Regions from separate parts of the Homo sapiens genome. Here all the other regions are linked to region 4. Evidence: chromatin loops called from intact Hi-C (ENCODE). Cell type or tissue: OCI-LY7. All regions are shown on one strand. Links, peaks and the distances in the headings refer to the core of each region. The heading gives the core; the rest is flanking DNA. Region 1 has its middle 99 kb from the start of KCNQ5. Region 2 has its middle 210 kb from the start of KCNQ5. Region 3 has its middle 15 kb from the start of C6orf147. Region 4 overlaps KCNQ5 (potassium voltage-gated channel subfamily Q member 5).

What was found. Peaks named below come from ENCODE experiments on the same cell type or tissue, not always from the same donor. Only the 100,000 strongest peaks of a DNase experiment are listed, where the experiment ranks them.
Region 1: it touches region 4 in a loop (7-fold over the local background); 3 of 110 quality-filtered maps call a loop at or near these places.
Region 2: a loop joins it to region 4, with 8 times the contacts of the local background. A loop is called at or near these places in 78 of 110 quality-filtered maps.
Region 3: a loop joins it to region 4, with 7 times the contacts of the local background. A loop is called at or near these places in 22 of 110 quality-filtered maps.

What each region holds. Positions count from the first base shown.
Region 1 is chr6:72,519,213-72,526,819 of GRCh38, reverse strand. It overlaps the pseudogene LOC100422453. Among named protein-coding and RNA genes, the nearest start is that of KCNQ5, 99 kb to the left of the region's middle. In OCI-LY7, for the core only: CTCF peaks have their summits at 3,639 and 3,842 (motif pointing left); a DNase peak (open chromatin) is centred at 3,859.
Region 2 is chr6:72,407,564-72,415,170 of GRCh38, reverse strand. No RefSeq gene overlaps it. Among named protein-coding and RNA genes, the nearest start is that of KCNQ5, 210 kb to the left of the region's middle. In OCI-LY7, for the core only: CTCF peaks have their summits at 2,588 and 2,801 (motif pointing left); a DNase peak (open chromatin) is centred at 2,780.
Region 3 is chr6:73,322,060-73,329,666 of GRCh38, reverse strand. It overlaps the pseudogene SDCBP2P1 and the pseudogene PAICSP3. Among named protein-coding and RNA genes, the nearest start is that of C6orf147, 15 kb to the right of the region's middle. In OCI-LY7, for the core only: a CTCF peak has its summit at 2,856 (motif pointing right); a DNase peak (open chromatin) is centred at 2,886.
Region 4 is chr6:73,177,125-73,184,731 of GRCh38, reverse strand. The region is part of intron 11 of KCNQ5 (potassium voltage-gated channel subfamily Q member 5); the gene reads right to left. Among named protein-coding and RNA genes, the nearest start is that of KCNQ5-AS1, 37 kb to the right of the region's middle. In OCI-LY7, for the core only: a CTCF peak has its summit at 3,500 (motif pointing right); DNase peaks (open chromatin) are centred at 3,541 and 3,851; H3K4me3 peaks cover 994 bases; H3K27ac peaks cover 871 bases.

The sequences.
Region 1 (7,607 bases), core at 1,113-6,112, 660 kb after region 4:
CCTGCCCAGAAGAGAATGGGAAATATCACTGGATTTATGGCAATCTGAGTGGATTTTTGTAGAGACATATCAAAAGACCTGTCTTTCATTCTGTTCTATTCAATAGTATAAATAAGTGGGCTTAGAAAAATATGTCAAAGACATGTCAGTCAAGTTCAGAGATTAAAAATTAAGGAACAATAATTAATATTATGGATAAAGAAACAGAAATTGAGAATGACAGTAAAGAGCATTCGATGCTGGGATAACTGTTACATAAAGACTTTTAAGAGATCTAAATGTAAAGTTATATGTTCTGGTTCAGAAGTTAAATTGTACAATTCCAGGGTACAGAATATTTGGCTTAGCTGATTGTGAGTTCAATGAATAAAAAGCAGATGTGTCTGCCAAGAAAGCTCCTGTGGTTTAGCCTGGGTTTATAGAAAGTGTCTAAGTGGTCTTGCTGGATTTTGTGTTGATTAGACATTACCAGGAAGCATCTGTTCAATGATAGCTGAGATTCCTAAAGGATGTCCAGAGGGAGATGTTTGGAATAGCTAGCTGTCTAGAAACCATATCACATGGTTGGAGAAATGGGATGTTTAACTTATAGAATGTAGATCTGAAGGGGGATACATGATGGGTGGTCTTTTAGTATGTGGGTTTTACACAGAAGATGGATTCAATTTCTTCTGTGTGACTTAGGAAAGCAAAGCTAGAACCAATGGGTCCAATGTTAAGGAGGAAGACATCGGCTTATTCTGAGGAATGATTGCAGATAATGTGGGGGCAGCATCCTGGTCAGGGCAACAGTTCCTTGTGGTTGTATTTAAAGGCAGTGAGTTATTACAGGAAAGCCAGACATCCAAGGCAAAAGGCAGTCTGGAAATAGTGTTTTCCATTGCTAGAGGTGCTGAGGAATTGGCTGGAAGATCAGTTTTCAGGAGTGTGGTTATATCTAGGAGTTGTTTAAAGCCCTCCCACCCTGAATTTCTGTGAAGTTCATCAAGGGGAAAGTCTGAAAAACAGGTAATTGCTAGATTCTTTTTAAATGGAAAGAATAAATATTCCTTTCATGTAATGTGTTCGTATGATCATTCTTCTCCCAATTTTGATCTACTTAGTAACAATAATCCCTTGTGTAAACATGATTTTCTTTGATGTTTGCAATGCACAATTATACTTCCCTAAATATAAAGAGCCATTTTAGCATTTGGAAAAACTCCTGCAGTTTTCTGTACCAGAGTACTGGGCTCTTCCCATACCATCTAAAAGTTATTTGACTCTTTGTAGCTATCCTCAACCTGGAACAAAGTTTTGAAAGGTGCATCATAAGAATAAAGTTACTTTACAAATGAGAAAAAGAATCTGCATAGTATACATTTTGTGACAATGGCTTAATTTCTATGAACAGAATTTCATTAGAGGTTGAAAGGCCTCACCATCTGGCACGACGAAACAATTTTAGAACTCTCTATCCTTGGAGAAAACAAGGAAAAAACTGTGGGAGTGATATTTCTTTCTGACAAGGGAATAAGAACCAAAAGATGAAGACAAAAAATGCTTCTTGGAAATTAAGAGAACCGAATAAGTGAGAAACACTCAGTGAGGCACAAAGTGAAATAAGAGGAAATAATTCCAGAGCCTGAAAAACATTTAAGCCAGGAGATAGTACTTTCTCATCGTAGTTTTCAACATTCTCTTCCAAGAGGGATATATTTTGAGTCCAAAGATTGTCTGGTTCTTATGAAATATGATTGCTTAGTTGAGCAAAGTGATCATAAGATCTCTATGTAAAGTGGAAGAAAAGCTTTGGTTTTAGGAGTCTTATCTGAAATGTACTAAATGTCACTCTAACTTAAAGGCTATTAGTAATCAATTCCTCTAAGAAGTCATATTTCACAATGTTCTTCTGTCAAATATCCTGGTTTCCTGGTTGCTAACAGCTTCCTCTTCATAATTGTCAGTATGACTTTCTCAAGAGGCTAAAGAGAGTGCAAAGAAAAATACTGTATATGGGAACTCTAGATTCTCTTTTATAAATGGTTTCTAGTGGCTATTAATATAGTCACATCCTTCCAATCACACAGCACCTAGTTCAGTTCTCAGCATACATGGACACTCTCAACATGTCTTTGGTGACCAACTCTTAGGAAGATAAAAGCCAGGACAACTTGTTCACATTCAGTTTTGCCTCAAAATAAAGTCTTTGATTGAGTTCATTGGGAAAAATGTGTTTAGTAGGCAGTGCAGCCAAAGATAAAACTAACTTATTACCTGGGAAGATTGAACATGGGTGTTTTGTTTTGTTTTGTTTTGTTTCACTGCTTTAACATGAATCACTGTGCTCGACTTTGAACTGGTAAGTCCCTTGAGACTAGTGGCTTTCTTAGAACGATCACTTAGGTATCAAAGGTCTTCCTTTGTTAACTCGGGTAGGTGACTATGTCTCCTCGGAGACACTAAAGCTCAATGATGAAGAGAATGCATCTTCTGGGCTTTAGGGGTTTGACATCTGCTGTGCCAGCAGGAGCAGGTGGGTGGCAGCCACCTAAAAGCTCCCTGGGCTCTTTATCCTCTTAGGCGATGTGATGATTAATATCAGGTGTCAGCTTGACTGAATTGAGGGATGCCTAGACGGTTGGTGAAGTACTGTTTCTGGGTGTGTCTGTGAGGGTGTTGCCAGGGGAGACTGACATTTGAGTCAGCAGACTGGTAGAGGAAGATTCACCCTCAGTGTGGGTGGGTGCCATCCAATAGCTGCCAGGGCCACTAGAACAGAGCAGGCAAAAAAGAGAGGATAAGCAACTTGCTGAGACTTCTTGCTCTGTTTCCCTCTTTACGAGCGGGACTCTTGCTTCCTCTCTTCCTGCCCTTGGACATCAGACTCCAGGTTCTTTGGTCTTTGGACTCTGGGACTTCACCAGAGGCCTCCTGTAGGCTCTCGGGCCTTGGTCTCAGACTGAGGGCTGCACTGTCAGCTTTCCTAGTTTTGAGGCTTTTGGACTTGGACTGACCTGCGCTATAGGCTTCTCTCTTTCCCAGCTTGCAGATGGTCTATTGTGGGACTTTGCCTCGTGACTGTGTAAACCAGTTCTCCCCAGTAAACTATCTTATACATATACATATACATATACATATACATATACATATACATATACATATACATATATTTTATTGGTTCTGTCCCTCTGGAGAACCCAAATGCAGGTGAGAATTAGAAATGGTCATTGGACGGATTTCTTTTTGTGTCTGCATAAGATCTTAGATTTTGGGACATTTCAGGGAGTAGAGGCCATTAGCTTAGATTGGAAAGATACTGGGCTTCCTGCCGAATTCAGCAAGGAGGCAATTGAGTTGGTGTACATTTGCTTTGGAGCTATCAAAGAGGTGTGAAGATACTGGCTTCTTAATACTGCATACATTTCTTGTGCGAGAAGAAGGAGGATCGATTTAAAAATGCTAACTGATGACAACGGCCCTCTTTACTCTCCTCCACCAGATGGGATATGGAGAGAAGGAGTAACTATTTTTTTTTTTAAAGGCCCAAAGTTTATTAATTCTTCTCCCACCCCTCCCCATGCCCTTGCTGGGATGCTGGCAGGAGTCACTAGGCCTCTGAGCATCTCAGAAGCTGCCCTCGTGCTCCAGAAGGTCCTCATCTTCTTGCTCATGGAAAAGATACAGCAGTCATGGCTGGCGTCAATTACCTTCTAGTGTGTGCAGCCTCCCCTGGCAGTGCTGGCATCAGGCCCAGAAGTGTGAGAAACACTCCTTCTGGGCATTCAGGTGGGACACCTGCCTCTGATACAGTTTCAACTTCTGGGGCAAGCAGAACATGCACCCGGCCCTCTGGTGGCTGATCACTGCAGCCCTTGCCTCATTTGTGCTGGTTGGTGACGCTGGAGCTGGAGGTCGCCACCTTGCTTGTCAGAACCACATTGTAGCATTTGCATTCCCTACGCAGCAGCATGGCCTCAGGACAGCCCTCCCTCACCCAGGATGGGCTTCCAGATGTGCAGGACTGGCTTGGCAGCTATGGTCCCAAGAAGCACTTAAGTGCAGATCCTCATACTTCTGGCAGGCAGCCAGGCTTTTGGCAGAAATGGTGGTGATCACCTAGGGGACTTGGTGGCTCAGGGTGAGTGCACCCCCACGACATTGTTTTCTCATCTTCTCAGTCAGTTCCACTTGGGCCTGTTAGCTGTTGGTAGTAATGTTTGTTTTGTTTTTTTAAATTCATTATGAGATTTATTTATATTTCACCCGTCAAAAGCCAAAATATAACAAATTTCACTTTCCAGAAAGTTGTCTTATACATGAAGTGCATTCAATACAAGAAAATAAATCAAGTTTCTCTGACCACCGGTGAGATGGATAAGCTTTAATCAGTACCCTCAAATCAAAATTTTCTCAGATTTCTTCCCAAACATCCACAGAAATAGTCTCAACCCAGGAAGGTTTGAGATAACTTTTTCCAGAAACTACAATGAAAAAGACAACCTTAACGTCTGGGTTAGAAAAAGGTAATGTCCCAAACAGGCCCACTCTTCTGTAGGGAGAGGACAACAGCAGCAGTGTGCAGACTGCAGGCCCAAATCACTTTTGCCATTTGCAACCTCAGCTACTGACTGGAAGAATGTTCATATTCAGATTAAAGATGTTTCTAATTAAAAATGGAGCCTAATTCCATATTTCTTTTGATGCATATTCCTTTTGGTGAGTTGTAGATGGTGTTCTGTCTCAGTTCTTCCAGGTTCCAGGCTCTCTTTTTATCAGTATTTTATGCCCAAATATCCTTGGGAATAGATTATAGAGAGAATCTATTATGATCTGAAATAGATTATAGAGAGAATGTATTATAACTTATAATAGATTATAGAGAGAATAGAGAATGTTCCTGATGACTTAATTCTGGCCCCAACACCATTGTCTGTATTATTGTGCAATAATAACCTATCTTCAGGAGCCCCTGGATGACTAAATGCACCCCTTACCTCTGTTGCTGTTACCTCCACTGATAAAGACAGGTGATTCTGGGTTGAGTTTTATGGGTGGTCTAAAGGCATGCGTCTTCACAAGCACTGGGGTGAGTAGTGGTTTTATATTCAGAAACACTGACAAATTCCAGAGAAAGCCAAAAATCCAAAACCTAAGTAGTGAAATCATGGGTAACTTGAGGATGTCAGGAAGGGTAATCAGAGAATGGGAATCATATCTGCGGGGCAGCGTTAGCTGAGTTACTCTCCAACAGTTTGGACATATATCTATATACATGTGTTTGTGTGTGTGTGTGTGTGTGTGTGTTCACATGTGTGTGTGTTTATCAACTTAAGAAGTGTCTGGTGATACTGAGATGTTTGATTGTATATAAGAGAGCTAATTACAAGGTTTTTGTTTAAGGATGGGATCATAGACCAGTAAACGTTATAATGGGGATTCTGAAATGTTTGGATTTGTTGGTCTTTTCTCTAGGGTAGTTTAGCTTCTCCTGAGGATTGCTCTCTCTCCTGACTGAGGGATATAATATTGGCACACATCCTCTGGGGATCTGAGAAGCACGCAGGGGAAGGGGACTGGGCATGACATTTCATTTAACGAACTTGAGCATCCTCAGATTTTGGTATCTATGGGCGTCCTGAACTGAATCCCCAACAGACACTGACGGATGATTCTACTTATCTTGCCAATTATAAGATCATATTGTTGGATGCTTTTAATTTATTTTATTGTTCTCTAAAATATAATGTTATTTTAAAATAAGCAAATTAATTTTAAATAGCCAAGTATTTTTAAGAAATTTAAAATTCATAATTTGGCAGTCATATCCCTTTACAATTACCTTAATCTGATTATCATTTTTAAATGACTGATATTTAAGCATGATAGTTACTTGCCTGGACCCTCCTTTTCTGTGGACCTTGTAATGGAAAACAACCCAAAATGAATAGGAAGCCCGGCAAGCAATGGCAGTACAAATTCTCAGACGCGTTGCTGTGCTTGATATTTCTTGATCAAATTCTTTATTGTGGATAAATTAAACTAAACTAAAATATATAACATATACAACACTTCCATAAAAATAAATCTGTTTAATCTGATAGCACACATTAGGTTTTTGTCGTAATTTAATTTTTGAAGTACAATTAAGGATGTTTTCTGCCTGGTGCCATGGCTCACGCCTTATCTCAAGACTTTGGGAGGCTGAGGCGGGTGGATCACTTGAGATCAGGAGTTCGAGACCAGCCTGACCAACATGGTAAAACCCCCATCTTTAATAAAAATACAAAAAAATTAGCCTGGCATGGTGGCGCACGTCTGTAATCCCAGCTACTGAGGAGGCTGAGACATAAGAATCGCTTGAACCCAGGAGGCAGAGGTTGCAGTTAGCCGAGATCGCGCCACTGCACTCCAGCCTGGGTAACAGAGCAAGACTCTGTCTCAAAAAAAAAAAATTGTTTTATAGTGACTCCCATGTGCTACTTTGCTCTTGGATTGGTAAGGCAAATTTACTTCTCAAGAATTCTGCATACAGTTTTTGTTGTTGTTCACCTTTGAAATATAGAGAGATGTTGGATTCCCCAGCAAGTCAGCAAAACAAAAGAGTTCTAGGATAATGACAGCATGAGTGTTGGTGCTGAGAAATCCCTTCTTTGAGTTATCATGAAAAGAAATAAATAGTGAAAAATATGTTTCTGGTAGAAACTAAAGATACAAATCAATTATATTCTCAAATCTATCAGTACCTTCTTTCTCCATGCATTGGGAGCATTATGATGCAATAATGTAAAGCAATTGCCAGGGTGGATATCACAGTTATCCCCAACAATTCCTTTATTTATCTCAGGATGGAAAATGGAACCCTGAAATCCAGGTAATGGACCAATCACAGTTATTCACATGGATTTATTTCCCTTTCATCTGAGCTTAACTACATTTTAATGCAAAATATCATTAGATATAAAAAAGAACAAGTACCGATTCATGCATCCTGCAATATGAAATAAAATTTCCTCCCCAGTGACTGGTAGAACCTGAAGAAATAGTATATACCGGACTGGAATGGTAGTAGCTGACCCAGAGATAAATTTTTTGTATACAAGCAGTTGTTTGCTAAATGGACTGGCATGAAACATTCTACTCAAATGGGGTCAAATGAGACCAATTTTATTATCTTTCTTGGGAACCTAAAATGGGTAAGTAAAACATATGTCAAAAATTATTTTTTCCTGTTTCTTTTTACTTTTTAAATGGATTACTAGAAAATTCACAATGATACGTATCAACCCCCAAATGAAATCCTATTATATGTTAGTAGATAGTATTTATTATTTACTTATTATTTCGTAGAGAAAAGAAAGCTCATTCAATGATTGATTATTAAATAGTTTAATAATTAGTAATTACTCTCTAATAGATTTTTCAGTAAATAAGGCCAGTGTAGTCCCACTCTCACTATCTTGAACGTAAAATAATTAAATGTTTATATGAACAGCTATTTCAAGGGAGGATGTTCAAATGAACACAGAGAAAGATTTATGGCATCACAAAAATGGAGGTACCTGGTTGAACCTCAAGCTGGTGCTAACAGTCCTCCAAAATGTTATAGCATCCTGGAGCAGCAACTG
Region 2 (7,607 bases), core at 910-5,909, 770 kb after region 4:
TCCCCATAGAGCACATAAGTTTGAGCTGGAGATTTCTAAGTCCTATTTATTGCTCCTGAGAAGGCTACTTCTTCATTGCTAAGAGTTTCTATCCAAATGAACTCTGTTGGAGAAGATGGATGTGATTCCTTCTAGTAGCCATTATTTACTTTTGCTCTGGTCACTGAAAATACGTATTTCTTATATAAAATGCTGCTCTCAGCTCCACCAATCAACCAAGAACCCAGACAGTCTCAATCTCTTCTGTAGCAGTTTCCTTGGCAACCAGGACCCAGCCAGGGAGCTCGCCAACCCACAGTGGGACCAAGTGAAACCCTGCAGCACTGTCAGGCACTCTCTGCTTTTAAATAGTAAGCGACCACACAAATGCCAACCCAGCTGCCATCATTCTCTATTTGTAAAGCACCTTCCATCTGGGCACCTCAAAGCGGAATGCTTTCACAACAGGGGTCTTACCTGATTGAGATGAATGTTATCATTATTCACATTGTTCCTATAAGGAATCAGGGGTGAGAAAAATCAAAGGATTCTCCAATGGGCTCTTTTGTCTTTCTTATCTTTTAATATTTTCCCTTTCCTTTTTTTTTTTTTAAACCAATGTTTCTGGCACGCCCTTGCAGTTACTTTTTCAGTTGTCTTGGAAAATGCCACATTAAAAGGCCAGAGTCAAGATCACAGTACTTACTCTTCCTCAATCAGGGCAGCCCCATTGATCTTTCATAGTCATAAAAGGTGAACCCAACTGATGTCTAAGTCAGGCACTGCTCCTGAGGTTCATAATCTGGTTTGCTGGGGAAGGAGGGTGGATTGTCAGCAAAGGAGGACCACATACTGGGTAAAAGTGCCTTCTTTCTCTCCCTGTGCCAACCACTGCTCACACCTGATGCTTCCTATGGAGCTAATTATGAGAAAAATATTTAGGACTCCCATTTTAGTGAATAAAACTTACCAAACGAGATTATTTAGAGCAGGGCTTCTCAAACTTTAGTATCTCTATGAATCACTCGGGGATTTTGTTAAACAGCAGAGTCTGATTCAGTCAGTTCGGGGCGGGACCTGAGGGTCTGTATTTCCGACAAGCTCCCAGCTGTTGCTGGTGCTACTGGTCAGAGGACTGGACTTTGAGTCGCACGGGATCAGGTTCAGTGTTTGTTGTTTACACATACTCACACACGCCTGTATGTGCTGCAGAAGTGGACGAGAAAGAAAAGCACACCTTTCATTCTTAGAGGGTTTTATATATTTAAAAACACTTTGATAGACATTTCTCTTAGGCAAGCAGGGTAGGTAGCATTATCACAGTTTTTTCTGCCCAATGGTATATAGTTATATAATCTCATTAACTATGAGGTTATAGATCCAATTGCTCATACCTGTTCACCACAAAAGACTAATTGAATTAGAATATGTTTGTATTATAGTATTTTTGTTAATATTATGGTATTTGTACACAAATTAGAGTGTCGTTATTAGATTGTTATTAATCACACACATTTTGAAATGCTGTAAATCCTAGTGGGTTCAAGTTACTAGGGAGTTATTTCACAGATTCCACAGAGGGGTTCAAAGAGACATCTCTGGGGAGAGAGGGTGCCTTTGCCAATGATGCATCTCTAGAAGCTCCCACATTCATAGTCAGGTGAACTTTGCTGCTTTGTCCTGATGTTTACTGGCTTTTCTCCACATTGATTGAAATTCCATAATCATGGTGAGAATAATTAGAGTGGTGTCAAGGAATCTCCTACCTCCCACCTGTAGTGGGTTGAATGATGACCCCCATCCCAAAATAAAAGTCCACTCAGAACATCTGAATGTGATCTTATTTGGAAGAAAGGTCACTGCAGATATAATTAAGGTAAGGATATTGAGATGAGAAGGCCTTGACTTAGGGTGGGCCCCAAGTCCAATGACAAACGTCCTTATAAGAGATCAAAAAAGAAGAGAGGGGGCACCTGGAGGCCATGTGAGGATGGAGGTAGAGACTGCAGTTCTACTGCCACAAGTCAAGGAGTGCCAGTAGGCTCCAGGAGCTGGGAGTGGGCAGGAAGCATTCTTCCCTGAGGCCTTTGGAGGGAGTGTGGGTCTGCTGTCACCTTGATTTCAGATTTCTGGCCTCCAGAACGGTAAAATAAGTTCTTGTTTTAAAAAGAAGTTCTTGTCGTTTTAAGCCACAAGCTTTGGGTACTTTGTTGTGGCAGCCCCCGGAAAGAGTGCGCAGCCCCTTACGCACCTTCCAGTGGTGGCTCATGGTCCAGCCTTGAGAAGTTCTCTCCCTGCTGCTCATGCCTCCTCTCTGCCCCCCTGTCCCGGGTACTTGGCCTTGGCGTGGCCTGTCCACACATGGCTGTGCTTGAGCATGGTGGCATTGGTCCCAGGGACAGGGCAACTTTATTCCATAAGTGGAAACGACAGAGATTCTCTGACCACACACACCTGGGGACTGGAAATGAACCTATAATCTCAAGGGAGGTGAGTCAAAACTCAGAATTCATTCACCAAAACAAAACCTCTTGATTGATTCTTGGTGGAGATAAAGATGAAAAAGATTTGAGTATGCATATAATTATAAAATACTTATACTGTATTCTCAAGCAGATATTTTTACACCATATAAAAGGCAGTTGCCCCACAAGATTAGTCCTTAACCTTAAGGTTTAGTCAGTCCTAGTTAAATTTTCCCTACTGAAGGCTAGCGCATCAGCATTGACTCTCAAAAGATCCCTCTGCATTCAGCGTCTTCTCGGACCTGCACGAAGCACTGCTGCCATCTTGTGGCTGAGATGCGCCACTACACCCGCTTATTTTATGAGGTTCTAGCTCTCACCAACAGAGGGCAGGGTTGAGGCCCCTGCCTGCAGACAAACCCTTGTTCATAATTTTGAGCCAAATGCTAGTGTGGCAGAGTGAGATTTCTTTTTAAACTAAATTTTGAGAAGAACCAGGTAATACAACTGCTATTTGCCTGTTAATAAAGCAGGGGAAATTCACAAATATTTCACAGCCTCCTAGGAGGTGAGAACATGCCACTAGATACACTATTTTGAATTTCCTATTTTCCTACTTCCTATCCATCTGATGCCCTAATGGCAGCTAACAGGGAGGAGTCCAGCGTGGGAAGGTGAGGAGGGTTGGGATTGCAGGAGGCCAGGTGATACCCTGACACTGGGCTTCCTGTTACCTTTGGAACTGAGAGGCAATCCAACCCTAAAGTGGTAGAACTTTGTTTAACTCTCCAACAACTAGGGTTCTGATAGCCTGATTTCCTAGGAAAGAGGATTTATGTAGCTCAGAGTTATATTTGGTTTGTGGTTGCTATTAGAGTAAAAGAATCAGGCCTGGTGTGGTGCCTCACACCTGTAATCGCAGCCCTTTGGGAGGGCAAGGCAGGAAGACTGCTTGAGGCCAGGAGTTTGAGACCAGGCTGGCCCACATAGTCCGACCCCCATCTCTAAAAAAAACTTAAAAACTAGCCATGTGTGGTGGTGCATGCCTTTTGTTCCGGCTACCGAGGAGGCTGAGGCTGAGCCTAGAAGTTTGGGGCTTCAGTAAGCCATGATTGTACCACTGCATTCTAGCTTGGGTGACGGAGCGAGATATTGTCTCAAAAAAAAAAAAAAAAAAAAAAAAAGAGAGAGAGAGGGAGAGAATCTATCTTTCTTAGTCTCCATCTATCTTTTCACAAAAGTGAAATTTGCCTGACTGACCCGCATCAACATCCCCCTTCACCTACCCCCAATAAAATCGTCAAACAGAGCAAAGCTCAGAGCAAGAGTGAAGGTTCTGGGGCCTTCCCATTTGTCCTGCCTCCTTCCTCTTCCATCATTGTCTAAAGAAAGGCTCAAAGAATGTTTCTTAATTCTTTATAATTGGAAAGCTTTCATCAAGAGTGTTTTAAAGAAAAAGAAGTGCATTTCTGGAGCATTACTCTAGGGTCACCAACTTATCAATTTTAATCGATGAATCAGAGATCTAGACTGAAAAATCATGAGTGTTTTTGCTGGTTTTACTTAGTAGATAGAAAGGCCAGTGGAAAGTGTGGCCCGTCACAAGGCTCTGCTTTCCAGGCCTGGGCATTCAATCTTTCTGTGCAAACTGAGCTCCTCCAACCCCTGCATCACTTGGAGGTGGGACCGGCTTCATAGGCCTGGGTCCTGGGCAGTCACACCAGCCCTCGCACTCAGGAGGCCTGCTCTTGGCTTCACGCTCTGCTGTTGCTATCTTGAAAATCTTAAGAATTTTTTAACATGCGGGCTCAGATTTTTATTTTGTACTAGACCTCGTAAATGACATAATAGGTCCTGCCTGGGAGTGTGTTAGAGATGCATTATCTGAGGCCTCATCTTGGACTTCTAAAATTGAATGTGTATTTTAACAGGATCCCAAGGTAAATGGTTGCAACTTTAAAATTTGAGCACTGATCTTAGCTGCCTATGAAGTTGTGGTGGCAGAACGCAGATGAGTGAGCAGGGGGTGAGTCCTTGGCAGAGAATGCAGGGGAAGATCTGCCTTCTCCTCTTCAGAATGGAAGAATCAAAAAGCAGAGAGCCTGGGGGTGGGGGGCACTTGGGAGATGATGAAATTCAGGGAGAGAGAGGAGAGTAAGTGGAAATTGTTTTACAGTACAGGAACCAGCTCTCATAAACCATTTCCTTTATAACTTGGTGACCTGTCATAAATTTTTGAAAAACTTAGTTCTAACATTGGAGCACAAAAGTGAAATTGAACCATGACTGACCACTGTTTCTCTGGCTTTAGGATATAGCCTGACCATTGTTGAGCTATTGCTCTACTATGGAATGAGACAGGATTCCCCATTGATCCAAGTTGCCCTTTATCCCTCCACTGTTTCTAGACATTTTCCCCTCTGTTACCCTTCTAGCTCTCAAATCTCCAACCCTTCCAAACTCAACATGCACACTTTGCTTTATGTCATCGGGGGGTTACACATTTACAAAAGAACATCTTGGAAAATACTTTTACTTCAGCCTGTAGCTGCTTTCAGAAGGATAAGAAAACCCCAAGGAAAAGGGGACTCCAATAGTTTAACTGCCAGAAATACAGGTGGTGGATTTATAAAGTCAAAATTAATTTGTAATTTTAAAATTTACTGTTGCTATGATTTAGAAAAAAAACCTTCAAATAGGAGTGTTTTTTTTTTTAATTTGTGTGTCATAGAGCACTTCATATTGGTTACTTGCAATTTTATTGAGCCCAATTATTATACTTCCAGTGTAGAAGTCTCCACCTTAGTGTACATGGTTGAGAAATCAAACAATATATTTGATATAATACCGTGTTAGGTCATTCTTGCATTCCTATAAAGAAATACCTGAGACTGGGTAATTTATAAAGAAAAGACACTTAATTGGCTCACGGTTCGGCAGACTGTACAGGCAGCATGGTGCAGGCATCTGCTTGCTTCTTGGGAGGACTCAGGGAGCTTTTACTCATGGTGGGAGGCAAAGTGGGAGCTGGTACTTCGTATGGGGAAAACAGGAGCAAGGGCAGGGGGAGGTGCCCCACACTTTTAAAGGACCAGATCTCCTGAGAACTCACTCTTTGTGGTGGGGACGTCACTAAGCCAGGAGGGATCCATCCCCATGACCCAAGCAGCTCCCTGCAGGCCCCACCTCCTACACTGGGGATTACATCTCAACATGAGATTTGGAGGGGACATCCAAACTATGTCAGATGGTGAAATTAGACCAAAGAAAAGCAGAAGCCACACAAAACAAAAGTGTTGTTTTTAGAATACAAGCTAGCATGAAAGAAAATCCTGGCTAGGGGCAACAAAATCATAGACTTTATTTTGATTCTCAACTGAAGAAATAGCTATGGATCCCTTTAGCATTATAACTAGCTGTTTTGGGAGTTGGAGGTGAAACTTTGGGATTTATGAAAAGGAGATTGAGTTTTTGTAGACTGAACAGCAGTGATCCAGAACAATGTGGAGTCCTCAGTTTCTGTGTTGTGCATTCATTCTACCATCTTGTGTTTGTGTACAGTCCCTGTGCCATACACTAAGCTACTTGTTTATGTCATTATTTTTAACTTGAATTATTTCAAAGGGATTTACAAAGAGTTTCAAGAAGCTGTTTCATAATAACATTATTGGAATAAATCATAAAAAGAAAAAATACATACTAGCTGTGAATTCTTTTATGATTGATGTGAGAGTATAATTGTTTTACAAAGTCCTGGAGAGACAGGGTAAATTAAACTCGTATAATGGGTTATTATACTATTCCTGCAATAGTCCCAGGCAGGAGTTCAGGAAGTCTGTGAACTAAAAGAGAAAAAAGTGCATCTTTTCTTTTTTCTAATCTCTAATTGTAATTTAAAATTTCTTTCATTTATCACTGTAGGTAAGAAACCACAATAGCATAGTAGTACCTGTGACCTTGCTGTCAGTACAGAATCACACATATTCATAATATCAACTAGTATTTATGCTCATCACAGCTTCAAAAACACTGTAGTTATTGGACCTGTCACTAGATTTCTTTTAATACCTCAGTAAAGAAGTCATATGTATTGCTAGATGACAAATTTTTGTTTTATTTTGTTTTTTGAGACAGGGTCTCACTGTCACTCAGACTGGAGTGCAGTGGTGTGACAAAGGCTCACTGCAGCCTCTCCCTCCCAGGCTCAATCAATCTGCAAGCCTCAGCCTCTCAAGTAGCTAGGACTACAGGTGTGTGCCATCGTGCCTGGCTTTTTTTAAAATTTTTATTTATTTATTTTTTTTGTAGAGATGGGTTTTTGCCATATTGCCCAGGCTGGTCTCTCAAAACTCCTGGGCTCAAGTATCCGCGCGCTTCAGCCTCCCTAAGTGTTGGGATTACAGGTGTGAGCCACCACGCCAGACCAAAAATTTGTTGTTAAAATGTTTTTAACTCTTTCAATATAATTGGCTTCATTTTCCTCCTATGTACTTTTTAAAGGAGTTTAACTTCATTATTCTGAGAAGGAGTCTATAGGTATCACCAGGCACCAAAGGGAACCAAAGCATATGAAAAGTTAAGTGCCCTATGGTAGAAGCAATCCCACTCCTCGGTATATACCCAAGGGAAAAGAATTCATTCTATCAAAACAGACACATCCACCCATATGTTCATTGCAGCACTATTCAAAATAGCAAGGACAATGGAATCAACCTAAGTGCCCAACAGCAGTGGATTGGATAAAGAAAATGTGGTACATATACACCATGATGGAATACTATGCAGCCATAAAACAGAATGAAATCATGCTCTTTGCAGCAATATGGATGGAGCTGGAAGCCATTATCCTAAGTGACCTAAGGCAAGAACAGAAAACCAAATACTGCATGTTCTCGCTTATAAGTGGGAACTAAACACTGAATACACATGAACATAAAGATGGGAACAATAGACACTGAGATCACTAGTGAGGGGAGGGAGGGGCCATGGGCTGAAAAGCCATTTGTTGGGTGCTATGTTTACAGCCTGGGTAATGAGATTGCTGACACCTCAAGCCTCAGTGTCATGCAGTTTATCCATGTAATAAACCTGCACATGTACCCTTTAACTTGTAATAAAAGTTGGAATAAAAAAAGAAACATGAGAAGCCTCTAAAATTACACT
Region 3 (7,607 bases), core at 760-5,759, 150 kb before region 4:
TTGCAACAGTGAGTATACCGAAAGTTATAGGCTAGATGGAAGATTAATAAAATTGGGAGCACTCTGGTTTTTATGGGAATGGCCATGCGATGTACAGGGAGAAATGGACAGTTGAAAATAAGAATCTAGCCAGGCACAGTGGCTCACTCCTGTAATCCCAGCACTTTGGGAGGCTAAGGTGAGAGAACTACTTGAGTTCAGGAGCAGGAGGCAACCGTCAGCCAGGATTATGCCACTGCACTCCAGCCTGGGTGACAGTGAAACCCTGACTCAAAACAAACACCACCAAAAATCAAAAAAGAAACCAAGTCTAGAGGCACATGGCTGGGAATCAGTAATGCTAGTTTTAGCTGAGAGAGTTAAGATCATCCAATCAGTATTAAGGAAGAAACTCAATACTAGAGACCACCAATACTTAAGAAAAACGGGTAAAATCAGAGGAATGATAAAGACTGGCTGAAAAATGTTGGTGTCTAGCTCAAGAAACGATGGGTTAGGTGGTCATATTTATTAATATGGATCTAGGGAAGCATTCATTCACTAATAAATTTTACTTGTGTTCTCTAAAATAACCTTTTCATCTTGATTTTCCTGCAGCTAAATTAGAAATTTACAGTTTTCCCCCTAAAAAATGCAACGATGTTCTTTCTCATAAATTACATTATCTGATTTTCTTGTCAGCCAGCTTCAAGGAAATCCATGTGTTCAAAATGCCTGCTTGCAGTTTGCCCCATACCAAATGGTTGTTTAATCCAAATACTGAGCCGCAAACTGACCTAATCCTTCTGGAGAAAGGATGGTTGAACAGCCAAGACCACTAGGTACTCAAAGAGAGACCACATATCCTGAGCTCCCCAGTCTGGTGTGAGGGGAGGACAGCTGATAACTGGATATGCAGTGTTCCCAGACATCACTGGTCCCAAACCATTGCTTCTGCCTGCCACTGCCACAAGTACAACAGCAATGCCATCCCCTTCACACGCAGCTTTAATTTTTAGGGTTTCATTTGGTCCTCTATGTGTGGATAGTTCACATGGAGTGCCAACATTTCTACAGACCTTGATGTTTTCACAGTGACCAAGATCAGAAATAGAGCTCATCAATACTACAATTGTGCACTAACTTTCCGATTTCAAAAGCAACTTGACTCTCTCTGCAACCCACTCAAAGCTTTTCTTTTCTTTTCTTTTTCTTTTTCTTTTTTTTTTGAGATGGGGTCTCACTCTGTCGCCCAGGCTGGAGTGCAGTGAGGCGATCTTGGCTCGCTGCAAGCTCTGCCTCCCGGGTTCAAGTGATTCTCCTGCCTCAGCCTCCCGAGTAGCTGGGACTACAGACGTGCGCCACCTCGCCCAGCTAATTTTTGTATTTTTAGTAGAGACAGGGTTTCACCATGTTGGCCAGGCTGCTCTCGAGCTCCTGACCTTGGGTGATCTGCCTGCCTTGGCCTCCCAAAGTGCTGGGATTACAGGCATGAGTCACCGTGCCCGGCCTCAAAGCTTTTCTTTACCATTTGGAGCCCTTCAGGAGTTACTTCTTTGAGCTCCCAGTAAGACTGTTTGTCTTTCTGTTGGCTTCAATCTCGTAATGGCCAGTCTCCAGGAATCATCAGCAAGAACCATTTCTTTGGTGGTTATATCAACACCAAATTCAATCTTCATATCAACCAGGGTATAGTTCTGGGGTAACCAGGATTTCTCCAGTATTTCAAAAATAACCTGTGTAGCATGACTCATGATATCCCCTTCAGTTTGGCCTATAACAAGTCCAATAAAGCAAAATTTTGCAACAATCAACTGTTCCTCAGATCATTGTGGGTCATTATTGGCATCATCCTTGAAAAACATCTTCACTTTAGATGGATAAAACTTATATCCTTCCTTGACACTGGGATTTATTTCTTTCGAGAAACAAACCAGTTGCTATCCTGCAAACCCATTCAATTGGAACCACTTCACACTAGGGTGCAATGAAAGCTGTCTCTCCACATTTTCTGGTGAAAACAGTTTTAATACCTGCTTCCTGTAACAACTGAAAACCACCCTTCCAGGTGATTTTTTCTAGCTGCATTAACCACTGCAATTGGGTCCTTGGACTTCAGGAGGACTTTTCCTGGACCATCTAACAATCTGTAGACTTCTTTTGTTTTACCTTCATACAGTTTTTGTTTTGTTTTGAGACAGAGTCTCGCTCTCATTGCCCAGGCCGGAGTGCAATGCCACAATCTCGGCTCACTGCAACTTCTGCCTCCAGGGTTCCAGTGATTCTCTTGTCTCAGCCTCCCCAGTAGCTGGGACTACAGGTGCCCACCATCTTGCCCAGCTAATTTTTATTTATTTTTTTGAGACAGAGTTTTGCTTTTGTTGCGTAGGCTGGAGTGCAATGGCACAATCTTGGCTAACTGAAACCTCCTCCACCTTTCGGGTTCAAGTGATTCTCCTGCCTCAGCCTCCTGAGTAGCTGGAATTACAGGCGTCTGCCACCACGCTCGGCTAATTTTTGTATTTTTAGTAGAGACAGGGTTTCGCCATGTTGGCCAGGCTGGTCTTGAACTCCTGACCTCAGGTGATCCGCCCAGCTCGGCCTCACAAAGTGCTGGGATTACAGGCGTGAGCCACCACGCCTGGCCTCATACAGTTTTTTTTCATGTTCAGTACCTCAGGTGTCGCCATTATCCTGAGTGGGCTGAGGACTGCGACTGTGCTGGGAAGAGAGCAACCATACATACGTATTTTAACCTAGTGCCTGTCCTTTTAACAACATTTGGGTCCCCCTCTATCTCCCTATTTTCTGTTAAGATGTCTCACATTTTTGCAAATTTGGTAAAATTCCTCATTTCAGGGGGTTAATCCCATTTTTGGCCACTAGGTAGAGCTAGAATCTTATTTATGGTGATTCTTAAGCTTGCTGTTTTTCAGTGTCTTATTTAGGAGGCAAAGAAGCCTTTGTCTTAGAATTTTTAGGACACTTTTTCAGAGCAGTCTTCATCATAAACTCCTCCAGAGATCATCAAATACATAAAAGGAAAAGAGAAAAGGGAAGAACTTCCAAGTTCATTTACCAATCATCTTTCAGCATAATAACCATCATTTACATAAGGACAAACTTCATTAACTGTGGGAGTCTGGGTACAGTCAGCCTCCTTCTGCAGTTGGTCTAAGATCCTTTAAGGTACTTTGTAGCCAAAGTCAAGAACACTTCATTTTCTTTACCAGGGCCTAAACTGATTGATTGCATCCTTATTTTATTTTGTTTTGTTTTATTTTATTTTATTTTGAGATGGAGTCTTGCTCTGTCACCCAGGCTGGAGTGCAGAGGCATGATCTTGGCTCTCTGCAACCTCCGCCTCCCGGGTTCAAGTGATTCTCCTGCCTCAGCCTCCTGAGTAGCTGGGATTACAGGTGTGCATCACCATTCCCTGCTAATTTTTGTATTTTTAGTAGAGACGGGGTTTCACCATGTTGGTCAGGCTGGTCTTGAACTCCTGACCCCATGATTTGCCTGCCTTGGCCTCCCAAAGTGCTGGGATTACAGGCGTGAGCCACTGCACCTGGCCAGAAGATAAAGATTTTGAAGAACATTTAATTTCCTCATTTCTCCTACCCTCTACCCTGTGGATTGTAAGTTGTAGAAGTTCTTTTTTGGAAGGGAATGGCTCAATACTTGAGTGCCGTGCTCTCCTAGTTGTCATTTATCAAACTATTATTCTCATATATAGGAAGAATTGTCACATTTTTTCTCATATGTAGGAAGAACAGCCATGAGTCAGCTTGCTGAGTCTGATTGGTCCAAGGGCTTCCTGGCACACTGAACCCCAGCCATGCGGAACTCCAGCTCTGTAGAAGAGGAGCAGCTATCACAGCAGTTTGAGTAATTGCAGACAAAGGTGAAGCAAGAAGAGAACAATATCAACAACTAGCAATGATAAAAAAAACAACCTAAATTTACCTGGAACTTTTTTTTCTTCTTTTTTTTTCATGGAGTTTCGCTCTCATTGTCCAGGCTAGAGTGCAATGGCACTATCTTGGCTCACTGTAACCTCCGCCTCCCATGTTCAAGCGATTCTCTTGCCTCAGCCTCCCGAGTAGCTGGGATTACAGGTGCCCACCACCACGCCCGGCTAATTTTTGTATTTTTAGTAGAGATGGGTTTTCGTCATGTTGGCCAGGCTGGTCTCGAACTCCTGACCTCAGGGGATCTGCCTGCCTCAGCCTCCCAAAGTGCTGGGATTACAGGCGTGAGCCACTGCGCCTGGCCTACCTGGCACCTTTATGAACCTGGGAAGTTTTGCAGTTTTATTCTCTGTTAAATGCATATCTGTTGAGCTTTTTCTGTTATTAAAATGTATTCCAAGATTTCTATTTTTTTTTTTTTTTTTGAGACGAAGTCTTGCTCTGTCACCCAGGCTGGAGTGCAATGGCGCGATCTCAGTTTACTGCAAACTCTGCCTCCCAGTTCAAGCAATTCTCCTGCCTCAACCTCCTGGGTAAGTGGGATTACAGGTGCCCACCACCATGCCCGGCTAATTTTTTTATTTTTAGTAGAGATGGGATTTCATCATGTTGGCCAGGCTGGCCTCAAACTCCTGATCTCAGGTAATCCACCCACCCTGGCCTCCCAAAATGCTTGGATTATAGGCATGAGCCACGGTGCCCAGGCTTAATGCTGTATTTTTTAATACACACACAGTAGAGAAGGATATAAGATGACAAGTAAAATACCCCTTCTTAACCTACTCTCAAGCTTTTTTCCTTTCCGTATCTGGCTATAGAATTTGAACTCATTCTTTTTTTTTTTTTTTTTTTTTGATATGGAGTCTTGCTCTGTCGCCCAGGCTGGAGTGCAGTGGCAATCTTGGCTCACTGCAAGCTCCACCTCCTGGGTTCACACCATTCTCCTGCCTCAGCCTCCCAAGTAGCTGGGACTACAGGTGCCCGCCACCATGCCCAGCTAATTTTTTTGTATTTTTAGTAGAGATGAGGTTTCGCTGTGTTAGCCAGGATGGTCTTGATCTCCTGATCTCATGATCCGCCTGCCTTGGCTTCCCAAAGTGCTGGGATTACAGGAGTGAGCCACCGCGCCCGGCAGAACTCATTCTTTTTTTAAAAAAAATTAATTATTTTTTTTTTACTTTCTATAACAAAATATTTCAGACAAAGATAGAGGGACCAGTGTAATGAACTTAATTTACCTATTATCTAGCTTCACCTGTTATCAATAATCTTGTTTTTATCATATTTCCCATATCCAGATTGAAGCAAATTCTAGACATCACATCATTTTTTAAAAATTAAAATTAAATTTATTATTATTATTGTTTTTATAGAGGTGAGGGTCTCACTATGTTGCCCAGGCTGGTCCCAAACTCCTGGGCTCAAGTAATCCTCCTATCTTGGCCACCCAAAGTGCTGGGATTATAGGCATGAGCCACTGCATCTGGCCCACATAATTTCATTTGTAAGTATTTTATAATTATTCAATTTTTATTAATAGATTTTAGGTTTTAGAAGTTCTTTTTAAGTTTGTTTACAACAAAATCTTTATTCAAAAGACTGTAAAAGGTTATAATTATTATAGTCGGACAAAGAGCAAATAAAGGCAAATAAAAAGTTCTCAGAATGTAGTTTCCTTCTTTTAAAATATGTAACTGTTTTCTTGGGATTCAATTGCACGTTTAAGTGTTTAGCCAGCCTGCTTCCATGCCCAGCAGTTAAGCCAGCACAGAAGGTCAAGTGTGAGCATGGTGGCTCATGCCTGTAATCCCAGCACTGTGGGAGGCTGAGGTGGGAGGATTGCTTGAGTCCAGGAGTTTGAGACCAGCCTGGGAAACTTAGTGGGACCCTATTTCTACATAAACTAAAAAAAAAAAAAAAAAAAAAAAAAAAAAAAGCACAGTGTGATAGCATGCGCCTATAATCCCAGCTACTCGGGAGGCTGAGGTGGGAGGATTGCTTGAGCCCTGAAATGCAAGGCTGCAGTGAGCTATGATCGGTTGCCTGTGGGCCCTGCCCAAGCCTCAGCCCAGCTAGGAGTATGAGGCTTTAAGGAGGCCTGTGTGTACAAATGACAGACTCACACCATCTGATGTCCACCCATCTGGAATACATCCCCTCAACAAAGCCTTGTCCTGGGGCAGCAGGCAGGCTGCAACCTGTCATTCAAGAGTGGCTGGCCTTTCCTGCAGGAGGGTGGGAGGGCCTAAGCTGCCCTCCTGTGGCTTCAGGCATCTGGGATGAAGTGGTCCATATGTGGTGGCGATGGGTCAGGGAAAACTTTTTGACTATGTGCTCATAGATCACAGTGGGGATGATGATCAGGGTGACAATGTTCCTGGCTGTGGCCAGAATCTCTGAGATCTCTTTCAGCCCAATGACACTCTGCACAGTGCTTGTTAAACGTTCTTGAACCTGGCACACATGGTGGTTGGTGAAGAGTCCTTGAGGACCACAGAGCTCCCTTTGACCACAGGGAAGACCTTTCCCTTCTTGATGATGAAGCCACCATGGCTTGTGCTGTCCTTGTGCATGGTGACAATCCACTGGACTATCCTGTCCTGAATGACCATAACAATCTTCTTGGCCAATTCCCTCTCACATCTGCCAGATGGGCTTTTTCCATGTTCCACTTGGCACAGTCATGCCCATCAATCTGTAGGATTTGGTCCCCAAAGCACAGCAGCATGAGGGATGCAGTGGTGTTGGCCTGGACCACCTCACCTGCACAAAGAGCCCCTTGTTGGTGGTCTGCAGCTGCAGCCCAGTCTTGCCATGTTTGTCTTTGCACAGGTGGATGTTGTGTACCTGGGCCTTGATCTCATACCACATGCCCAGGCTGTTCCTCCACCCCCTGGGCTGGCTAGGAAACTGAGACAGCAGTTTGCAGACACCAGGGGTGCAGGGGGTCAGCCTGGCCTATGGGACCTAGTGCTTCAGAGGTTACTGGGAAGCAGGGGTAAGGGTGGGGAAAGGAGGACAGAGCGGTTCCTGGGCCCAATTTCATTCTCAGACCACACACTTCACTGAAAAGTTTTAAATTAAAAAAAAAATTGAGCAGATAGTACCATTCCATACTACATAATCCCAGTTTCCCCTGTTAATGACATCCCATATTATTTATTTATTTTTTTTTGTCACCCAGGCTGGAGTGCAATGGTGTGATCTCCACTCACTACAACCTTCGTCTCCCGGGTTCAAGTGATTCTCCCACCTCAGCCTCCTGAGTAGCTGGTTCTACAGGCGCATGCCACCACACCTGGCTAATTTTTGTATTTTTAGTAGAGACGGGGTTTCACTATGTTGGCCAGGCTGGTCTTGAACTCCTGACCTCATGATCTGCCCGCCTTGGCCTCCCAAAGTGCTGGGATTACAGGCAGGAGCCACCACGCCTGGCCTAATAACATCCCATATTATTAAGTGTATCATATACATAGTTAACAAATACATTTCTTACAATTAAGAATCAATAGTGATAAAGTTCATACTTACTCAGATTTTCTTTTTTTCTTTCTTTCTTTTTTTTTTTTTTTTTTTTGAGATGGAGTTTTGCTCTTGTTGCCCAGGCTGGAGAGCAATGGTGCGATCTCGGCTCACTGCAACCTCTGGCTTCTGGGT
Region 4 (7,607 bases), core at 1,478-6,477:
TCTAGGAAATCTTTCCTAACCACCCTCACTGGGGTAGATGGTCTTTCTCTGTGCTTTCAAATGCACTGTGAGGTAGCTAAATCTGTGGCAGTGTGTCTCACCCACTGGAATTTATTCATGCCAGGAACTGTGCTCTTTACTTCAGCATCTGCATAATCCCTGGCAAGTATTAGGGGGTTCATTAAATGCTAGCTGAAGAAATAAATGAGGATTTGCTATTCCATAGTTCAAAGATGTTTGTGTTCTGTGACAAGGCAGACTCTTGTACAGATCTTCTAAAAAGAATGCCTTAGAATAGATTGAAGTTCTTCAGGCACATTTCAGAAAGAGCATAAGCCTCTGAGTTTCCTCCATGAATAAAAAAACTTTCTAAAGTAAAAGAAATGTTCACTCATTCAATAGTTAGGACCATGTGGGGTTCAGAAAAGTCATTTAAATAGAACTGCTACTGAAAATCATGAAAACATAATTTTCTTTTTCCTTAGATTGCTAACGTAATTAGGATCACACAAAGCAACAGCATTGCAAGCAACAACATATCATTTTGAGGAAATAAGGAGAAAGGCAAGAACAGTGGAAGTCAAGAAATATGTAATACTACAACATGATAAGCAGCAAAAGTAAAGAAAGACCTAATAGCAAAACAAAACTGTCCAGGGAAAAGAGAGGGAAGAGCCTGTTGGGATGGAATTATATTGGTTGAATGAAATTTACAGTATTATAAGACCATCAAGAAAACAGTGGAAAACATGTGGCTAGAGTCTAAAAAGAATACAACCTCAGTTTTTCATTCCTAGGAGATTGCTATCAGTGCTTCCAAAAATCACGTGTGCCTGTCTTGCTCTAAGCAGGACCAGGTGTGAGGGATGCTCTCTGGGGCTCCTGTTTTAGCCATCATACTCTGTGAATGAAGATGCCAGGTCAGTGGGGTCACATAACTTGACATGTTTACATTATTCAATTATCTCAGCCTCCCTCTTTCCACCCAATCCCCTCTCACTTCTTTCAGGACAGTACACGATTTTCATGATCAAAATAGAAGGTAGAGAGAGGAAAATTTGTGTCCAAGCTAAGTTTGAGAAAGCATCTCTGAGTATTTAGTATTGTCCTCCTTGCCCCCTGCAGCATTTTCTTATTTCTCTGGTCATCATTGGAATGCCTGGAACTGCCTCTGTCTCTATGATGCAATGAACTTAACCTGGGCACCCACTATCCATCTGCTGGACACAGAGCTGGATGGCGGGGATACAAAGGTGAACAAGACATAGATCTTGCTCTCTTCAACTTAATGTTGAGTGGGTCTCCAAGAGTTGTGCTTGGCTGGATGGCTGGTGCAGTGCTAAGTACTTTACCTGCATTCTGTCAACTTAAAACTCTAAGAATTTTCCACCTTTGACATTTGGGTCAAGTAAAGCTCAGGAGGTTGAGTTACCTGTTCAAGGTCACAGAACTAGTAAGAACAAGGTTACTGCAGATGCCAAGGCTCACATTTTTACCATTCCACTCACAGTGCTGCAACACAGAGTGAATCCCAGGCAGGCAACCTTGTAAACATTAAGGAGAATGTTTAGGCTGTCTATGGATCTGACCTCCTACTCTGCCTTGTATGCTCTGACATTCTCACACAAATGAATCCAAGGCCACATTAGTCATTTATTCATCTCTGTCCTTGTCTTTCCAGAGGGGATCCCATACTTGGAAAACATCTGCCTTTCAACCTGGCCACCTGCATTCTCTCATAAGGTCCCTTCTGGGAATCAGTCCATGGCTAATATGGGTTACCTACCTCCAGTAATTGTAATGTTTTCCCTTTTATCACAAATTTTAGGGGCTGTCTGCTTACTTTACCTCATTTGTAGGATATATACATCAGTCTCATTGGAGTCTGTTAGTTTTGCTTTACAGGGTATATTTTCCAGCAAATATATGTAATATATTCCCAACGTATATCATGAGCAAAAAGCTACCCAATTAGCCTTTGATAAGAGGAGAGAGTAGGCCATTATCTTGTTACTTGCAGGGAGCAAGGAAGCTCAGAGTTCAATAATTCTAGACACCAGGAAAAAATATGTGGGTGCTGAAAATTGAGGAAAATGTCCCAAAGTAGGTATCAACTACGAATTCAAAAGGTCTTTCAATTCTTCAATTTTTTTTCTAAGACTTGCATTTCATATACTAAGGGCTTTAACTACAGGATGAGGGGGTGGAGGGGAGACCAGAGGAGTAGGGGAGTCCTTGTTGGCAGGTAGAAGAGTGAAACCTGGTTTCATGCTTAGTTCTCACATAGGCTAGCCCAGACCTTCTGTGTCTTACTCTCTAAACACAGCTGGGAGCAAGCCCAGAGCGACTCAGAGTCTAGACAAGGGCCAGAAAGCTTCTTCTATAAAGGGCCAGGTAGTAAATATCTTATGCTTTGTGGGTTGTATGGTCTTTGCTGAAACTACTCAAGTCAGCCACTGTAGCATGCGAGCAGCCATAGGACAATAAATAAATGAATGAGTGTAACTACATTTCAATAAAACTTTATTTATAAAAACAAGCCCCTTGGGTTAGATTTTGATCCCCTGGCTATAGTTTGCTGACCCCTGGTTTAGATAAGAAGAGCTAAGAGAAAATGCCCTGAAGCCAAGAATAAATGAAAGCCCATGAACTGGCCTGGGGAAGAAGCAGAAGACCTTGGTGGCCTCTTACATGCTTACAAAAGAAGTTTGATATGACTTGTGTATTTCCTACTAGAAAGGAATTTCTGGGCAAATCATTCTAGAGTTAAATTAGGACCTTTAAGATACATTTAATGATTAAAATGATAATATTAGATAGCACTTTATAGTATAATCCTATGATAAGGGTACTATTGCCATCCCTGTTTTGCAGATAAAGAAACTGAGGCACAGAGAGGTTAAGTAACTTGCCTGATGTTAAACATCCAGTAATTGTGGAATTAGGACGTGAACCAGTTTGGCTCCAGCTTTGAGCTCTTAATCATAAGGTTCCTCTATTGTCTTAACATTAAGATCTTCATACTTTAACACAAAATAACAACAATGAAAAAGACACTTTGATATGATATGATTGTTTTTACTCACATGTGCCTGGCACATAGTAAGTGTTCAATACACTTTTGCTAAGTGAATGTCCTGTTTTTACTATGTCTCTCCTTCTTTGAGAGAGGTCTAAAGTTTCATGCAAGAAGTAGTTAAGAAGTTCTACTAATTTTTCAAAGGATTACCTTAGAAGAGAAAGGGAGTGCTGAAGTGACTGATTCATCCTTTCTTTCATGAATATTCATTAAGTACCTATGACGAGCCCTTTGGAGGACCAGCAAAAGGCTGAGGAATAAGTTACATACTCATCTGCTTCTTTTCTTCATGAGGGTAGATTGCATCACTGGGATTAATACAGCAGCAAAGAGCAAAAGACCTCTAAGGTTAGTCTCCTTTGATGCTGTTGGTTATGAAGAGACTAGGAGTCTAATAAACCCATTGCACAAAACTGATATGCCCCAGCAGTACCACTAGAGGGTGTAAAAGATTCATCACAAACCTAAACTAGTACCTCCTCTTGAAACTGAAGTCTGCTCATACAATTTTCTGAGCATGAAGAAATAACTAAAGCAAAGTGAAACTCTGGGTAGACGACATCTATATATACACACGAACACATGTGCACTTATAAGGAAATGTAGGTGCATTTGTTGTGCTGCCATGAGTTCTAAAATCTTACAAAAGTCTTATTCCAATCCTCTAAATTAGGGTAAAAATATTGCATATGAATATGCAGAGATAAGAACGATGAGAAAACAGAAGCAGCAGTGACTGCTGCCACCGCCAAACAGATGGACGGACCCAGCCAGCAGCCAAACCATGTGCAAGGGCGGAGAGGGCTCAGCCAACTGTGAACTGAAGAGGCAGTTTGATTGACTGTCAAGACAGCAGTACTTCCCAAGCTTGGCTGCTCTTTGGAATCACCTAGGGAGCTTTAAAAAATGCCTGGGTCCTACCTCCAGAAATTCTGTTTTAATTGTTCCAGGGCATGGTCCAAAGATTTTATAAAACTTTTCAGGTGATGCTAATGTGTGGCCAAGGTTGAGAGCCACTGGAGTAGAGACAGGATTGGGGTGATGGTGGCATGTGGTGGTGGAGTGTGTTGGGGGTGGAACAATCCCTGCTCTCATGCAAAGAAGTGATCATGATTCATGCCAGCTTGCAAAATCTTCTAAGTCGCACATGTCAGACCCATTGACATGGCATTAGTGTGCCTTGGTGTCAGACCTCTAATCAGAACTGAAATGCTTCCCCGTCCTTGAGTGAGGTCTGAAGTTTCATGCAAGAAGTAGTTAAGAAGTTCCATTAATTTTTCAAAGGATTACCTTGGAAGGGAAAGGAAGTGCTAAAGTGACTGATTCATTCATTCTTTCAATGAATATTCATTGAGTACCTATGACGTTGTGCTGAGTATTGTGTTAGGCTCTGAACTGTTAACTGCTGGGCGCTGGCAGAGTTAAAGAAGCCTCCTACGTGATGACAATGATCATTTGGTCCTTGGTCTCTTCCTCTCTACAAGCATGGTGCAAGACAATGGTTGCTGCGACTGTGAGCTCTGATAGGATTTGAGAGTTTCATTTGTCCAGAGCTTGGAGCTCTCTAGATAAGCTCCATGTGGCTGCCTCCCCTAGTGATGCCTGATGAGTGGGACTCGAGAATTTGTCCATTCATTCATTCATTCATTCATTCATCAAACATTTATTGAGTGCCTATTATATGCCAGCTTCTGTGCTAGATGCCAGGGATACAGCAATGAAGAAACAAATCCTATTGCTTGGGCACTTTCAGTCTAGTAGGGCAGACAGACAAGTAGGCAGACAGTTAAAATTCACTTTGTGATGTGCAAGGTGGTGGGAAGCCCAGGTTGATATGGGAATGCAGAAGAGGGGTGTTTAACCCAGACTGGTAGAGGTGATCAGAAATGATTTCTGGAGGAGATGACAGTGCTTTACCTACTCTGCACCCTCATTTATGGGGATATTATTAAGTTTCTGAAGGTTGCTGAATGGCCCCCTTGTGATTGCAGATCTTATGTTTGTGGGGTGGATGTGGGTTTCTCCCCCTTAACCCCTCACTTTATGTTGGTTATTTGGGTTAATTTACACTACCGACATGCATTCCACATCCCTCTGTTATGGTTTGAATGCCCCCTCCGAAATTCATGTTGAAATTTTATGCCTAATGTGGCAGTATTGAGGGGTGGAACTTTTAAGAGGTGATTAGATCATGAGGACTCTGGCTGTATGAATAAATTATGGATTAATGGGTTAATGGATTAATGAGTTATCATGAGAGAGGAACTGGTGGTTTTATAAGAAGTGGAAGAGAGACCTAAGTTAGCACTTAGCATGCTCACTCTGCTTGCTATGTGATGCCCTGTGCTGCCTCAGGGTGCCACAGAGAGTCCCCACCAACAAGAAGGCCCTCACCAGATACACCTGCCCACCTTGGACCTCCCAGCCTCCATAACTGTAAGAAATAAATTCATCCTTATAAATTACTCAGTTTCAGATATTGTTATAAACATCAGAAAACAGACTGAAATACTCCCTCTTCCAGTTTGGAAAATTCTATCTTCTGATTTCTGACTCTCCATGAGAAATACAGCATTTATCTGTCTTAAAAGCACGGACCCCAAGGCTCATCCTTCAGGTGACCCAGAGCCTTTTGATCACAGAATTTCCCCTGAGGCAGCCCTCACTCGAAATTGATCACGGGACAAATCCAGCAGACAACTAGGGCTGCAGAGCTTGATAATTTGGGTCACTATTGAAGGCATATGTGTTAGTTATTTAGAATACTTTTTAATGTTGTTTTCTTGTTAATACATAAACATAATTCAACAATATAGATTTGTATTTGTGTTTACAGTATTTAAACTCTGACAGTTTTATAATCTGCAAAGCAAGTTATAAAATTATATATCTAAGATTCCTCTACTCTTCTTTCATCTTAGATCGGGTTACTAGACAAGACCAAGGAACCCCAGGAGTCCCTGGATGCACTGATCTGTCTCATTTTCTTGGTTTTAACTCTTGATAGAGAAATGTAAATTAGCTCCACGTGTGTACAGTCTGTCTGATATTCTCACTGTAGGGGCAAGCAGATATTCCATTTGGCTCACTTAGGACATTCAGACATTCTGTGGCCACACTGTTTCCACCACTGAGAGTAGACTTGTTCTCCTAATGCTTGCCATTATTGTCCTTTATATGCAGGATCTAGTAGGCTCTCCTGCAGAGTTTTTGTTTTTTTTTAATGTTTGTAGAGATGGGTCTTGCTATGTTTCCCAGGCTGGTTTCAAACTCCTGGGCTCAAGCCATCCTCCCAGCTCAGCCTCCCAAAGTGTTGAAATTATAGGCATGAGCCACTGCACCTGGCCCCTCCTGTAGATTTTTGTTGGATTTTCTTTTAAGGGTATAAGAGTAGTAAAACCCAAGCAAGAACTTCCAGATCCGAAGAAGTCTTTCCTGCCAGGAATTTGTAAGCATTGATATGGCGACTAAATTTGGGGATTTTGTGTTCCTAGGAGTGTAAAATCTTGCATAAATTTTAAAGTGTAAAAAAAAAAACCAAATAATAAAGTGTGAAATGAATAAGTAAATAAATAAATTGACTATACATGTTGACTACTTTAAAATATTTTTAACATGGAATAGGAGATTCTATATTTTTAGCAAATAATAGAAAACTCAGTTTAAATTATAGCCAAAGAAAAGGTTTAATATCTCACATGCTACAAAGTAAGTGCATCTTCAGTGAAAACACTACTTTAACACAGCCTCGGAGCAAATGTAGCCACAACTAATTACCTTCAAAACAAAAACAAGCAAAAACAACATTCCAGGGAGTATATTAGCTGATTTTAAAGATATGTGCTAAATGATCCATAAAATGTTCTTTAGCAGCGTCCTTTACTGTAACATGTCATAGATTGGCTGTCAAGAATGTCTTAATAGTGACTTGCAAACAAAGACTCATCACCTCTGCTAAAATAGCAGAGATGCCATCAGCAAAATTAAGAACTGGTGATGATTAAACAGCTTGTAGATTTAACAAAACCCGCAATGGCAAACACGTGCCTCTTCTTTACTTGCGGAGTATTCTTGCCTGAAATATGAAGTGAGATGCAAGAAGGATTCACAGCTGAGATTGCATTTTAGGGATGGTCAAGATAATGGTCCCATACATGCCTTTCAGAACAGGAATAACACAGGGGCAAGAAAACTGAAAAACTTTATCACCCAACCCAGGGTAACAGTGAGGCCTGATTTGCATATCCACCTCAGGAACTCTGAAATGTCATTAGTGGTTCTTCAGTTCACTGATCAGATCTGAGCTATTTTAGAAGAGTTGATGAGCCTTTGCTAGTTACAAAGAAATTCTTGACACTTCATCTATGTTCATATTAGAGTGAGAGATTCTGGTAATTTAAAAAAGTGTTCTATTTACCATCTGGCTTCAAACCCTTTTCCTTCTACTGAATTTTTCTCCGAAGTCACAGATGACCTCCTTGTTGCCACTTTCAAAGGACCTTCTCACTCTTTATCTTCTTTGACCTCT